Regions from separate parts of the Homo sapiens genome. Here region 1 is linked to region 2. Evidence: read pairs that join two places in POLR2A ChIA-PET (ENCODE). Cell type or tissue: MCF 10A. All regions are shown on one strand. Links, peaks and the distances in the headings refer to the core of each region. The heading gives the core; the rest is flanking DNA.

The links. ChIA-PET counts read pairs that join two places held together with the same protein. Peaks named below come from ENCODE experiments on the same cell type or tissue, not always from the same donor. Only the 100,000 strongest peaks of a DNase experiment are listed, where the experiment ranks them.
Region 1: POLR2A ChIA-PET joins it to region 2 with 5 read pairs; 2 of 35 experiments call an interaction of 5 or more read pairs at or near these places.

The regions. Positions count from the first base shown.
Region 1 is chr2:122,528,795-122,533,794 of GRCh38, reverse strand. No RefSeq gene overlaps it. Among named protein-coding and RNA genes, the nearest start is that of LINC01826, 540 kb to the left of the region's middle. In MCF 10A, for the core only: a CTCF peak has its summit at 1,798; no DNase peak of the experiment used is centred there.
Region 2 is chr2:121,940,373-121,948,885 of GRCh38, reverse strand. It overlaps LOC105373592 (a long non-coding RNA gene), which reads right to left. Exons shown (of 7, transcript XR_001739684.2): 2 at 4,439-4,552. Among named protein-coding and RNA genes, the nearest start is that of LINC01823, 150 kb to the right of the region's middle. In MCF 10A, for the core only: no CTCF peak of the experiment used is centred there; a DNase peak (open chromatin) is centred at 4,585.

The sequences.
Region 1 (5,000 bases), core at 1-5,000, 590 kb before region 2:
TTGTGAGTCTCCAGCTCTCCCACTCTGCCTCCAGTGATGCTGAGAAGGATGCTGCTTATTATCTCTGAACACATAGTGCAAACCTCACTTAGGTGTTCTGGGAGGCATCAAATATGACCCAAACACAAACATTGGGCCAGATTCCCAAGGCTCGAAAACAGCTGGCAACTAGGAGGGTCCACACCTTCTCCAACCCAGTCCTCTACCTACAGGGAAACTTCTTTCTTGGGCATCTCTTTCCTGTGGAGGCACACGGATGTCCAGGTTTGCAGAGGCTCTGTGGTGGCCTTTTCCCCATTCATGACTGCCAAATATGCTTCTGTTCCTGCCTTTCAATATTGCAAAGTCGAAATGGGGTCTCAGAAGTGTCTGGGTCTTTGGGGAGGAAAAATACCACTTCAGGTCTTGATGTTGCCTTAGGGTTTCTATCTGAGGCATAGCATCACCAGTCTCCACTTTCTTTGCAATAGCCATCAATTAGACTTCAGTGAACAACAATATATTGAACAACTGCTAGCTTTTACTACGTTAGGTGCTGGGGATATTAGATAGAAATAATTAGATTTGCATCCTTGACACCCGGGAGGCAACAGAGATGTGTAATCAAGTAAAAGATGACACAATATATTAAGTGCAATGAAAGAAGCAAAGGCAGATGCAGGATTTGTAGAGCCAGAAGCTTAACAATTTGGAGTGCACTCTTGAAGAAAAAAGAATACATAATCCCTAAATATAAAATTAGTTGGAATGTTAATGGTAAAATTCCAAACACAATACAAATTACTAAAACACAAAACATTTCATAAACATTATAAAATCCAGAAAAAGAACATAGTATTTTGATTAATTAACAAACTGACATATCTCTATCATACCTTTTTTGTACATTTTTGGCTGCAAATTCTTTGTCCATTTGTATGGCATCAATTTTGTAGCACAATTATCTATAAAGAGAACAGAAAAACAATCCAATGTTGCTTATAGCAAGTCGATCCAAGTTATTTTTTCTTAGTTTTTCATCACATAAAAAAAGTTTATTTTAGCTGCACAAATTGTTATTGGTAATACCACAAACATTTGTGGGATTGCTTTCAAGTCTGGGGAAAAATATATCGAGCTTATTTGTTGTATGAACCATGAGACTTAGAAGAATTTCCCTAGACTAGCTTCCAGCTCCTCACGTATCAAACCTTGTTTCCCCTTGGCTACATACATATTTCTTTTCTGGCACTCAATGAACCCTTCATTTTGTGACATACTTCGGTCTCTGTGTCTTTCTGTCATGCCAGTTGATCTGGTGTGGTGAGTGGCGGGGCCATGTCTAGAAGCTTTTCCTACACTGTCTACTGAAGCGACAGCTAAACAACTACAAATACACCAAACTAATTGTGCTTCTGACTTAACCGTCCTTTCGTTGGATTCTAAAAATATCAATGCCCCTCTTGCACCACTAAATTAGTGGGTAAGAATGTCAGGAGAAGTTGAATAGGAAGAGATGTAAGATTGTGGTTAAAATGCCAATTTATGTTCATTTGAAAAAAGCATTCTTGATCACAGTAATCACTTTCACTAAGTATGTGTATATCAAAAATCACCTTGTACACATTACATACAATTTTTTAAGTTTAAAACAATAAATAAATAAATAAATAAGTAAATAAATAAATAAATAAATAAGCATTCTTTGTTGTATACAGTGCTGGGCTCCTGACTGTTTAGGGCCACTACTTCTCCGCTCCCAGCCGACTGTCCAAGGACAAGGGCGGCATCTAGCAGAGCAGGGGAGGGCGCCCTCCTCAGGCACGTGCGGCAACTGCATTGGCAGCCTGCGGCTGCAGGAGGAGGAAAATGCTGTCAGATGCAGGCTGGGGAGGGGTTAAAGCTCAGACCCAGTTCTAAGAGACCTTGCTGTTCATCTCAGCTCTCTCCTCGTCTTCCCAACCAATTGTTCTGCAGGCAGTAATTTCTTGTTTTGATCTCTTGGGAAGTTTTCAAAGAACACACCCCAGGCTTATGTGTCCAACAAAAAGGAAAACGCACGGTCCCCCGGCTCCCTCCTGCTGTCCCGCTATGTTTCTTTCTCATTTTTGCAGCATTTTCTAATATTGCTCTTTGATTTGTGGCTCCGATCTGGCTTCCCCCTGAGGATTACTGTTGCTTTTGCTAGTTTTCTCAGTTAGAGTTTTAATTCTTACTGTACTGGGAGGAATTTCTCTGAGGATAGTTTCTGCTGCCAGTTTAGAGAATTGGCCTCTTTTTCAGATGCTGTTCTTTCTTAACGTTAACAAGGAGTCCAGGAATCTCATTGTCTCCGTGTTCCTTGCCAGGCAGGCCTACTGGTTGTATTCTTAGACCACTCCCCTCCTGCCCTAGGCACCAGTTCCACTGTGGGCAAATAGCTGTTTCCCATTGGAAATTCTAATTCTAATTCAGTACAATAATGAAAAGAAGACCAGGAAAGTGGAAAAAAAAACCAAAAAGGAATAAAATGATCTTTTTGAAATCAATAAAAAGAAAAAGTCACAGACATAAAGATTCAGCTCATAGAATTCCTCTTTGTTGCTTTCCTGACCTCTCAACCTCAAAATGTTTTCCTCCCTTCTTGCCCCAGGCCTCTCCTGTGTAGCGTTCTCAAATTAGACAGGTGATGCTGTGAGGTATGTTAGAACATTGTCACTTTTTCAGCTAATACCGTCACTAAAATAAGGGCAAGAATTCTCACTTTCAGTTTTAACATATGTGGAAAAAGGAAGTCACTGCATCTGTTTAGATCTGTAGAACAGGACTAAGGCCAGCCAATAAACTAATAGAATATCCTCTGGGTTATCTCTTCTAGTGACAGGCTCCTGGTCACCAGAAGCCATCAAGCAGTGCCTGGATGCCACATTTCAAGAATAGTGTGGAGGAAATTTCTGTGGGTAGAAGTCTGGATTAGATGATAGATTACAGTTCATTTTAATGAAGAAATGTAATTATTTTTAAGTAACTTGCAATCCAATAGAACTATGAATTAAAACTTTAAATGAATTGTTCAAATTTGCTGAATTCCAACATATACATTTTATTCAACAATGAAAATCTCTCTCTTTTTTTTTTTTTTAAGACAGAGTCTCACTCTGTCGCCCAGGCTGGAGTGCAATGGTACGATTTCGGCTCACTGCAACCTCCGCCTCCCAGGCTCAAGCGATTCTCCTGCCTCAGCCTCCCAAGTAGCTGGGATTACAGGCACCCGCCATGCCTGGCTAATTTTTTATATTTTTAGTAGTGACGGGGTTTCGCCATGTTGGCCAGGCTGGTCTCGAACTCCTGACCTCAGGTGATCCACCTACCTCGGCCTCCCAAAGTGCTGAGATTACAGGTGTGAGCCACCACACCCAGCTCTAACTATGAGAATCTTTGATGTTAAAAGCACACACATAGATAAACTAAAACGTCATTTTGGATTGGAATAAAAACTTCATCATTTCTTAAATGATAAAATAAAATAAAAATATTGACAGTCACTAAATTAAATCTGAATTAAACCAATATCCTTCTTATTTTGATCGTTTTCTTGGTTGTAAGAAAATAACATTAAAACCTATGTAACACTGTTGTACTTATTAAATGGGATAAATTACTGACGATGCTGAGCATCTTTTCATGTGTTTGTTGGCCATTTGTGTATCTTCTTAGGAGAAACATCCATCCAAAAGTTTTGCTCATTTTTAAATTAGGTTATTTGTCTTTTTATTATTGAGTTGTATGAGTTTTTATATACTCTGAATATCAAACTCATTAGATATATGATTTGAAAAATTTAGATATGTTCAAATATCAATGTGGGGGGGGTGGTAAGAGAAGTAGTATTTGCCAATATCAAAATATTTCAAATATGACTTGAAAAAAAATGAAGAAAGATATGTGAAGAGTCTGACAAAGAAACAGGCCCAAGGAAAGGGCACAATAAAAATTATTTCCACCCCCCCTTTGCCTTCCTTGATTGTTTTCTTGGGGTATGAGGTCTTTTGGGTGACTTCAGTCAATGAGTAGAATATATCTGTAGCTCAATTTATTCATCTGGTTTACATTGAAATGGTATTTATTCTATATACAGATAATGTTTCTTCAGAGATATGAACTCTTTGGTATAAAAATTATCCTGAAAATGCTAAGTATTCTTTGAAAGAGATGCCTTCTACACTCATCCTACATATATTCAGAATGTGGGAGCATATTTGGCTGGCTTTCACGTAGCTCACATATGTGGAAGTCTGCCGAGATCATGTTGAGGGAGAGAGTTGTTTGGGCAGAAATGAGTGAGTTATAAAACATAAATGGTTGGACAAAGGGGGGAAATAAATCTCTGTACAGACAAGCCTAAAACAACCACAAACGAGTTTAGGCAACATTTTGCACATTACTGCCTTTTAAGTCACGTGGACTTAAAAGTCACTGCACTGACTTGGCTGCCTGGGTGTCCCCTACTGAGGGGAAAGTGGTGGCCTGGGCCCTCCTTCAGCACAGGCTTTGGAGGAGGCCCAGGATGACGGGCATTACAGAAGACAGAGGATGCTGTAGTTGGCACCTCATTCACTCAGCCTAGTTGCCAGGCCACTGCCGCAGCGTGGGGTGGTGGTATGAGGAGTAGTTAGTATGTGCCGGGCACAGTGCTCAGCTCCTCGCCCACATATTTCAGTCATGCTGGCCCCATTTTTGTCCCATTTACAGATGAGCTCCCTGAGTCTGACACCGCAGGAGATTTGCCTGAACACAGCCATAACTAGCAGCACCAGGAATCAAATTCGGGTCACTGTGACTCAAAACTTGTGCTCTATTCTGTTAGACCAAGTTCTCCATTGGAAAATTAAAAGGGTATAGAGGGTACAGTGATCCAGTCCCTAGCATTGAGGGTCCCTAACTGAAATTCTCTCACATTGATTTACTTCTGGTTATCTTTTCCCCACACTGGAACTCACGTTATTTGTGTATATCACAAACTATCCTTCAATTACATTTAA
Region 2 (8,513 bases), core at 1,697-6,696:
TTTACTTAGGAATCAAGCCACTCCCTATACAAAGCATCAGATCTAGGCATCAGTCTATGGTTGGTCAACCAGGCAGATGCCAGGGCTCAAGAGACTTCGGTAGCAGTCGACATTTGCTTACCTATATGTACGCAGTCACTGTGCATTGTGTGCATTGTGGGCACTATTTCGTTTGATCCTCACAAAAACCTAGGATACAGGAATTATGCTTATCTTACATATGAGAAAATACCTTTTCACCTATTCTTTGCCATGAGGAAATGTCTTGCCATGATCACCCAGCTATTAAGTGACAGTCAGAACAAAACCTCCATTCTGCCAGATTGCAAAGGCCAGCTGTTGACCACCATGTTTATTTTTAAGCTAGGATTCAGGGAGTGTTATTCCACAGGAAATGCTTAAGAGTGGGGAGAGAGGATTTAAATGTGTAAAAGAAAGTGGCTGTGAGCGAACACTGAGAGACACAGGTGGATTTGGCATGTTGCTGGTTGAAATTCTGAACCCTTCTCCCAAGCAGTCAAGTCCAAAATCCAAATTGCTGGCACCTTCTTTGACTGAAAACGTTCACTCTCTCTAGAAGCAGAAGGAATTCATCGTGGAATGTCACTTCAAAAGCATTGTTTCCTTCCACTCAAGAAAGTGTTAAGAACACTCACTAGGGAAAGTATCTCTCTGAGATAACCCAGCTGACTGTGAAAATTAAGGTATCTTCAAACTTTTACCATTCCATAGTCATCATTGAGAAGTAGAGAAATGTTTGTTGGCAAAAATCTGTGGGCCAAGGATTTCTTGATACACTTTTACTGCCTCCTTGGCTGGGGCTGGAGCACTGCACACCAAGTGTGTCACCTTGTAGGATCTGTAAATCCTCTGAGAAATAAATTCAGGGTGGCCACACACATCTTGTGAACTTGACTTCATGCCAGCAGAAAAAGAGAACTAATCAACCATGCAGCTAGGTGTGGAGCCAGAGAGAACTAGTGACGGAATCCTGGTCCCCAGAGGGTCATAAACCCCCAAGGCCGCTCAGACACAGATGTCCAAATGCACATCTAGACGTGCACTGTCTGACATGATCGCTGCTCGCCACATGTGTCCCTTGAGTGCTCACAGGTAGCTGGTTGGCATCGAGATGTACTCTAAGTGTAAAATACACCCCAGATTTCTAACGTGAAGTATGAAAAATGAAATACCTCATTAATAATTTTCTAGTCATTACTTGATGGGTTAAATAAAATATATTATTAGAATTAACTTTACCTGTTTCTTTTTATTTTCTTAATGTAGCTACTAAAGAAAAAAAAATTGAAACAGATTGTCACCCAGGCTGGAGTGCAGTGATGCAATCTCAGCTCACTGCAAACTCCACCTCCCAGGCTCAAGGGATCCTCTCACCTCAGCCTCCTGAGTACCTGTTACTATAGGCGTGTGCCACCATGCCCAGCTGATTTTTGTATTTTTTATAGAGACGGGGTCTCACCATCTTGCCCAGGCTGGTCACAATCTCCTGGGCTCAAGCAATCAGCCTACGTTGGCCTGCCAAAGTGCTAGGACTACAGGCAAGGCCACCGCACCTGGCCAGAAAATTTAAAATTATATATGCAGTTCACATTCTATCTCTACTGGACAGTCCTGCTGTAAACAGTCAGGCCACTGAAGGAATCTCAGCAAATCCGTTTGTGCTTCCCATCTCTTTTCCAAATACCTCTGACTGGTAGAGCAGGCAAAGCCCTCAGTCCTGCCCCATCCCCCTTTCTAACCCTCGTCTTTCCTAACACAGAGGATGCAGAGGTTGGGAACTTCCCTGGCATGCACTTTAACCAGGCTGACAACCTACCAAAGGTTTGGCAACACATTTTGAGGCAGAAACTCAGGAGTCAGACTCCTGTTTGAACCCTGGATTTCTAACTAGTAACACGTGTGATTTGGAAGTTATATCTGTGTTTCCAAAATTCTTCTATGGTGGAGAAGTGCAAATCAAAGCCATAATGAGATATCACCTCACCCCTGTTAGAAGAGAAAAGGGAATTCTTACACATTGTTGATGGGAATGTAAATTAGTACAGCCATTATGGAGAACACTATGGAGGTGCCTCAAATATTAAAAATAGGGCTAGGCGCGGTGGCTCACACCTGTAATCCCAGCACTTTGGAAGGCCGAGGTGGGCAGATCACCTGAGGTCAGGAGTTCGAGACCAGCCTGGCAAACATGGTGAAATGCCATCTCTACTAAAAATGCAAAAATTAGAAGGGTGTGGTGGCAGGTGCCAGCTACTCAGGAGGCTGAGGCACAAGAATTGCTCGAACCTGGGAGGCGGAGGCTGCAGTGAGCCAGCCTAGGTCACACCATTGCACTCCAGCCTGGGCGATAACAGCGAGACTTCATCTCAAAAAAAAAAAAAAAAAAAAAAAATTGGAACTAGAACTACCATATGATAGAGATATCAGCACTCCCATGTTTATTGTAGCACTGTTCACAGTAGACAAGATTTAGAAGCAACCTAAGTGCCCATCTACAGAAGAATGTGGTACATATATACAATGGAATATTATCCATCCATAAAAAAGAATGAAATCTTGTCATTTGAGACAATATGGATCGAATCTAGAGGACATGATGTTAAACAAGCCAGGCACAGAAGGACAATTACGCCATGATCTCACTCATATGTGGAATCTGTAAAAGTGGATCTCATAGAAACAGAAAGTAGAAGAGTGGTTGCGAGAGGCTGGGGAAGGGAAGATGGAGTGAAGGGAGAAGTTGCCCAACCAGTACAAAGTTAAATAGGAGAAAAGAGCTCTGGTGTTCTACCACAGTAAGGTGACTGTAGTTAACAATAATATATCGCGCATATCAAAATAGCTAGAAGAGAACATTTTTAATGTTCTCACCACAAAGAAATGACAAGTCTTTTGAGGTGATGGATACACTAGATACCCTGATTTGATCCTTGTACAACATAGACATGCATCAAAACATTACACTGTATCCTATAAATATGTACAAATTATTATGTGTCAATTTAAAACAAAGTAAAAAAGCTTGGCTTCTAGCAAGGCTGCCCTTAACAGGTTCATTTGCAGGGCTCAAGGCAAAAGTACAGCTGGGAGCCCTCATGCCATATTCAGCCTTCAACATATGAATCGGAGTGGGGGGGCACACAATTTGGTCCATCATGCCATGTGTCCAAATATCTAAAAGATATAAATCAAGCTCACAAACTGCCTGATCAAGTACATTCTATCCTCCTCTCTTGACAAATACACCTTTCTCTGCAACAAACTTTCAAAATGTGTAACCTTATGGCTTTTATGTTACTAAAACTAGCAAGATGCCAAAGACAGCTGAGTGCAGTGATTGTGCCTTCCTGGGTATTCTACTGATGAGTAGGTAATGTTTGGATGGGTGATGATAAAAAAATAGTTAATTAATATATTATTACATGTTTATTCCATGAAAGTTTTTATCCCTTACTTCATTTTATTAAAATCATAAATTATGTTAAAAGTTTAACCATAATTTGTGTTCTATTGTCAGTAATGATATTAGAGATTAAAAAACAAAATGGGGCCAGGCGCGGTGGCTCACGCCTGTAATCCCAGCACTTTGGGAGGCTGAGGCAGGCAGATCACGAGGTCAGGAGATTGAGATCACCCTGGCCAACATGGTGAAACCCCATCTCTACTAAAAATACAAAAATTAGCTGGGCGTGGTGGTGCGTGCCTGTAATCCCAGCTACTCGGGAGGCTGAGGCAGGAGAATCACTTGAACCCAGGAGGCAGAGGTTGCGGTGAGCCAATATCACGCCATTGCACTCCAGCCTGGGCAACAAGAGTGAAACCCCATCTCAACCAAAAAAAAAAAAAATTTGAATACAAAATTTAAAAGTTCCTTCAAAGGTGTCAATGAAAAATTAAAATTATTTTTCTTAAATTTTACAAAAAGTTTTTTTTCAAAAATAGTCTAAATTATGCAACAAAGTTAAAGGCAAAGTAAAGTTATAATTATGATCAACTTTTAAAATCAAATGTATTTTGTAAAAGCTCTTTTTAAGTTTTTGAAAGTTTAAATCTTTTAAATTGGTTATCTAAACATAAAACTATTCATGATTCTGGCATTCACTGTCCTCCTAAATGTCAACATGATGAGTGGGTACCATGCTTCATGGTGTTGTGTCTAGACTTACAGACATACAATTTTGCAAAATGTTCCCCAGCCATCAGTGCAATGTTTGTGACTATGGACCTAACTGGTGAGTACTTCCAACTGGAACGTGAAATGAAGTAGGAAAATGAATGTTAGCACTAGTGGATAATGATACTCTGTTTTGCAAGACTCTACAGTCTTCACGTGTTCTGAGAGAGAGAATCTGGCAATTTAATTAGTCTTTCTTCAAGGAAAATTTTGACAACTTAATTAGCTTATCTTTTCTTTTACCTAAATGCTTCTGCAACTTGAATCCTCCTCGTCTCCAAGGCAGTGTTCATCTCTGAAGTCTGCGGTGGCACAGCTACAAACCTTGGCAATCTTCCAACACAGTTGTCTTTTATTCTGAGGAAATAGGAAGAGATGTGAAGAAATGTTTCCCTGGGGCTGGAACAGTATTAGTCACACAGTGGATGTTTAAGGAGACAAGTCACTCTGTGCCCCTGCTAAGTTCCAGGAGGCAGAGGAGTCCATGTGTTCCCAAATCTGTGTTGTGTGTTTCTGATTTGCAAGGAATTTACAAGGCCCTCTCGTATGCGGTAAGCATGGAGCATGGGGTACGGTTACTCTTGCCAGCATCTTAGGGCAGCATCAGGATACAAAGTCAATCAGAACCGAGTTCACTCACTGAATTCCGCCATTCTTTTAGTGTGCAGACTTGCATGAAACAGTAGTTAAGTTACTAAATTCTCCAGGATTCTTAGTTTTCTAATCTGTGCAATGAGGACAATGAAACCTCACCTCATTTAAGATTGTCTTGAGAATGAAATAAGATATTTGTAGAACTTCAAAATATTTTTGAGACATAATTGGTGCTCTATTACTGTTGAATAAGTCAATTACAATAAATGGAGTTAGTAAGTTCTCTAGACACCTGTTTTCTCATTTACAAAATGGGAGAAGTGATATCTATGTGTGATATTGTGATATAATAATAAAAAATTTGATCCTGCCCCTCAATCCTGGCACACAGCTCCTAAAACCCTTGAAATTTCTGTAGTAATAAGAGTGCCTTTTGTATGCTAATAAGATGAATGACATCTGGGGGCCCCTAGAAAGCTTCAGGATGGGGACTGATCACCAAAAAGACCAAACCATGAGTGGAGGATTGGGGCATTCACCCCACTCTCCAACCTCTGAGGAGGAGACAGGGGCTAGAGATTGATCACCAATGGCCAATGATGTCATCAGTCATGCCAGCATAATGAAGCCTCCATAAAAATGGGAAAGGACAGGGTCAGAGGGCTTTCCAGTTGCTGAACTCACAGAGGTTCCTGGAGGGTGCTGTGCCTGGAGAGGGAATGGAAGCTCTGCGCCCCTTCCCTCTTACCTCACCCTACAAATCCTTAGATTTACCTTGCAAATCTAAGGATTTGCTAAAGTGTCTTTAGAATCCAGCTGTTCATCTGTATCCTTTGTAGTATATTTTATGATAAATGAGTAAATGTAAGTAAGTGTTTCCCTGAGTTCTGTGAGCCACTCTAGCAAATTAATCAAACCCAAGGTGGGGGTGCTGGGAACCCTCCATTTACAGTCATTGAGTCAGAAGCACAGATTACAACTCGGGACTTGTGGTTGGCATCTGAAGTGGGGTCAGTCTTGTGGGAATGAGCCTATAACCTGTGGGACATGACGCTGTCTCCAGGTAGATGGCGTCGGAATTAAATTAGAGAATTGGTTATTGGTAGGGAGAAATTCCCACACACATTTTGGTGACCAGAGCTGAGTGCTGTTGTGTGAGGGTAGGAAAAAACACAGTTTGGTTTTACCTTCAGAGTATGTCATTAAGACTATTTTGAGAATTAAATAACATAATTGGCACATAAGAAGGGGTGAATATTAACTGGAAGCAGTGTTTATTGTGACATGGTGATGAGGATGAGGATGAGGATGATGAGAATGACAATGACAACTCCAAGCACAATGCCAAGCACATCCCATTTCATCAGGAAGCTCTTCAAACAGGCATTAAACAAAACCAAAAGCAAATCTCTACACTCGACTATTCAGACCACACTATTGATAAAATAACTATTACTGTTTTTCTCATAATTATTAGTCTGTCATAAAGCTAACATTCACTAATGAAGGACAGTAAGTACAGAGCAGCAAATGTCTAGATTCTCTTCCATGGGAGCATATATAATCCCATTGAGAAGATGGCTCTAATATACAAGAAATAATTTTGTTAACAAGACAGAATATAGCACTATTAAGTCAAATGCTAACTTGTATTGTGCTGGCTGCCTGGAATAAGAATTCCAAAGGAAAAGTGATTGGTGGGGCTGGAGCAGTCAGTGGGTTTGTAACTGAATGACAGAAGAAGACAGATTTTTTTAAAGACGAAGAAGAAGAAGAAGAAGAAGGAGGAGGAGGAAGAGAGAGGCAAGGTGTGGCGGCTCACACCTGTAATCCCAACACTTTGGGAGGCTGAGGTGGGCAGATCACCTGAGGTCAGGGGTTCGAAACCAGTCTGGCCCACGTGGCGAAACCCTGTCTCTACTAAAAATACAAAAATTAGCTACGCCTGGTGGCACATGCCTCTAGTCCCAGCTACTCGGGAGGCTGAGGCACAAGAATCACTTGAACCCAGGAGGCAGAGGTAGCAGTGAGCTGAGATCATGCCACTGCACTCCAGCCTGGGTGACAGAGTGAGACTCCAGCTCAAAAAAAAAAAAATAAAAGAAGAAGAAGGGAAAGAGGCAGAAAGGGAAAAAAGAAGGAAGGAAAAGAAACAGGGAGGGAAAGGAAAAGAGGGAAGAAGGTACCAGAGTTGTATGAATAAAGAGAGTAGAGAAGTTGGAGTACGAGTCTATCTGAATAACAGAAAATAAACTCATATATTAACATCAACATTTCCCTTCTCATTGGTTCTAGCTACTTGTTTTCCCCGAATTTAAGGCTGAGGCCCTGTCCTTTCACTGTTAAATGATGCTGCTATGAGGAAACAGATGGTCCTCGTGTTGCAGAAATCATCACTGCCGCAATCTTGGATCCATATGGGAACTTCAGTTAACACAAACTTTGACATACCCTCTTGTTGTTCTTTCTTTTCTAATTATTACCAAGTTTGTTCACTGTCTGTCACTCCTGGTGTTAGAAATACTATCAGTTAGCATTCTAGTCATTATTCACCATTAATTCCTCCAGCACTCAATCACCACATCTGTTATTAACCATCTGGTCCATCTTTCCACTTCTGCATGTTATTTACATATGGCAGTTACCCAAGTTAACGTGGCCATTTAGACGGCCAGGTTTGCACTCATTTCCAAAACACAGCTACAGGGATAATATTTTGCCAATATTAAATCAAGGCATTTTAACCCCACCTCCTCTTTTTCCACATGCAACCTCCTATTTCCTGGAATGTGGCGTATTGCTCCAGGGCAGAAGACAGCTAGACCATGACCTCTTTAAGAAGACAGTAGGCTAGAAGGTCAGACATTGCAAAAACCAGAAAGGATTTGCTAAGTGTCTTTAGAATCTATGTGATGCATCAAGGACCAGGGCTGGGAGACCAGAGTCTAAGTCCTTTTCTACAAGGGAGAGATGCAACTGAAAAAGGAAGGGAAAGCCCACCCCTCCCAGCCAGGGAATTACGGAAAGAGGAAGCAGAGACGTGCTGATAAGGGCCGCAATGTAAGGGATTGTGTCAGATGAAGGGCACGGACCCCCAAGGCCGGAGGGCCACTCCTACTCACCATGAGGGACTCTTGGAAGCTGCCACCTCAAATGCCCATCCAAGAGTCCCTCTCCTTCCTTCACCCCGGGATACAGATGCCACCTTGGAGAAGAGAGGGGAGGGGAAGAGAGTGGAGATAAAAAGACTGCGCTTGGGCCGGGCACAGTGGCTCACACCTGTAACCCCAGCACTTTGGAAGGCCAAGATGGGTGGATGACCTAAGGTCAGGAGTTCCAGACCAGCCTGACCAGTATGGTGAAACCCCATCTCTACTAAAGAAACAAAAATTAGCTGGGCATGGTGGCATGCACCTGTAGTCCCAGCTACTTGGGAGGCTGAGACAGAAGAATTGCTTGAACCCAGGAGTCGGAGGTTGTAGTGAGCCAAGATCGCACCACTGCACTCCAGCCTGGGTGACAGAGCAAACGACTCCTTCTCAAAATAAAAAAATAAAAAAATAAAAAAGACCGCGCTTTTTTTCCTAAAATATTTGAATGTATTACCTAACAATTTAATCAAGTCAAACTGTTTTAAACTTTGAAGAACTTATAAGTTAGAGAAAAACTAGATTATTTGTTGACAACATAAAAAAAACTATACACATCTGGCTAAGTAAATTTG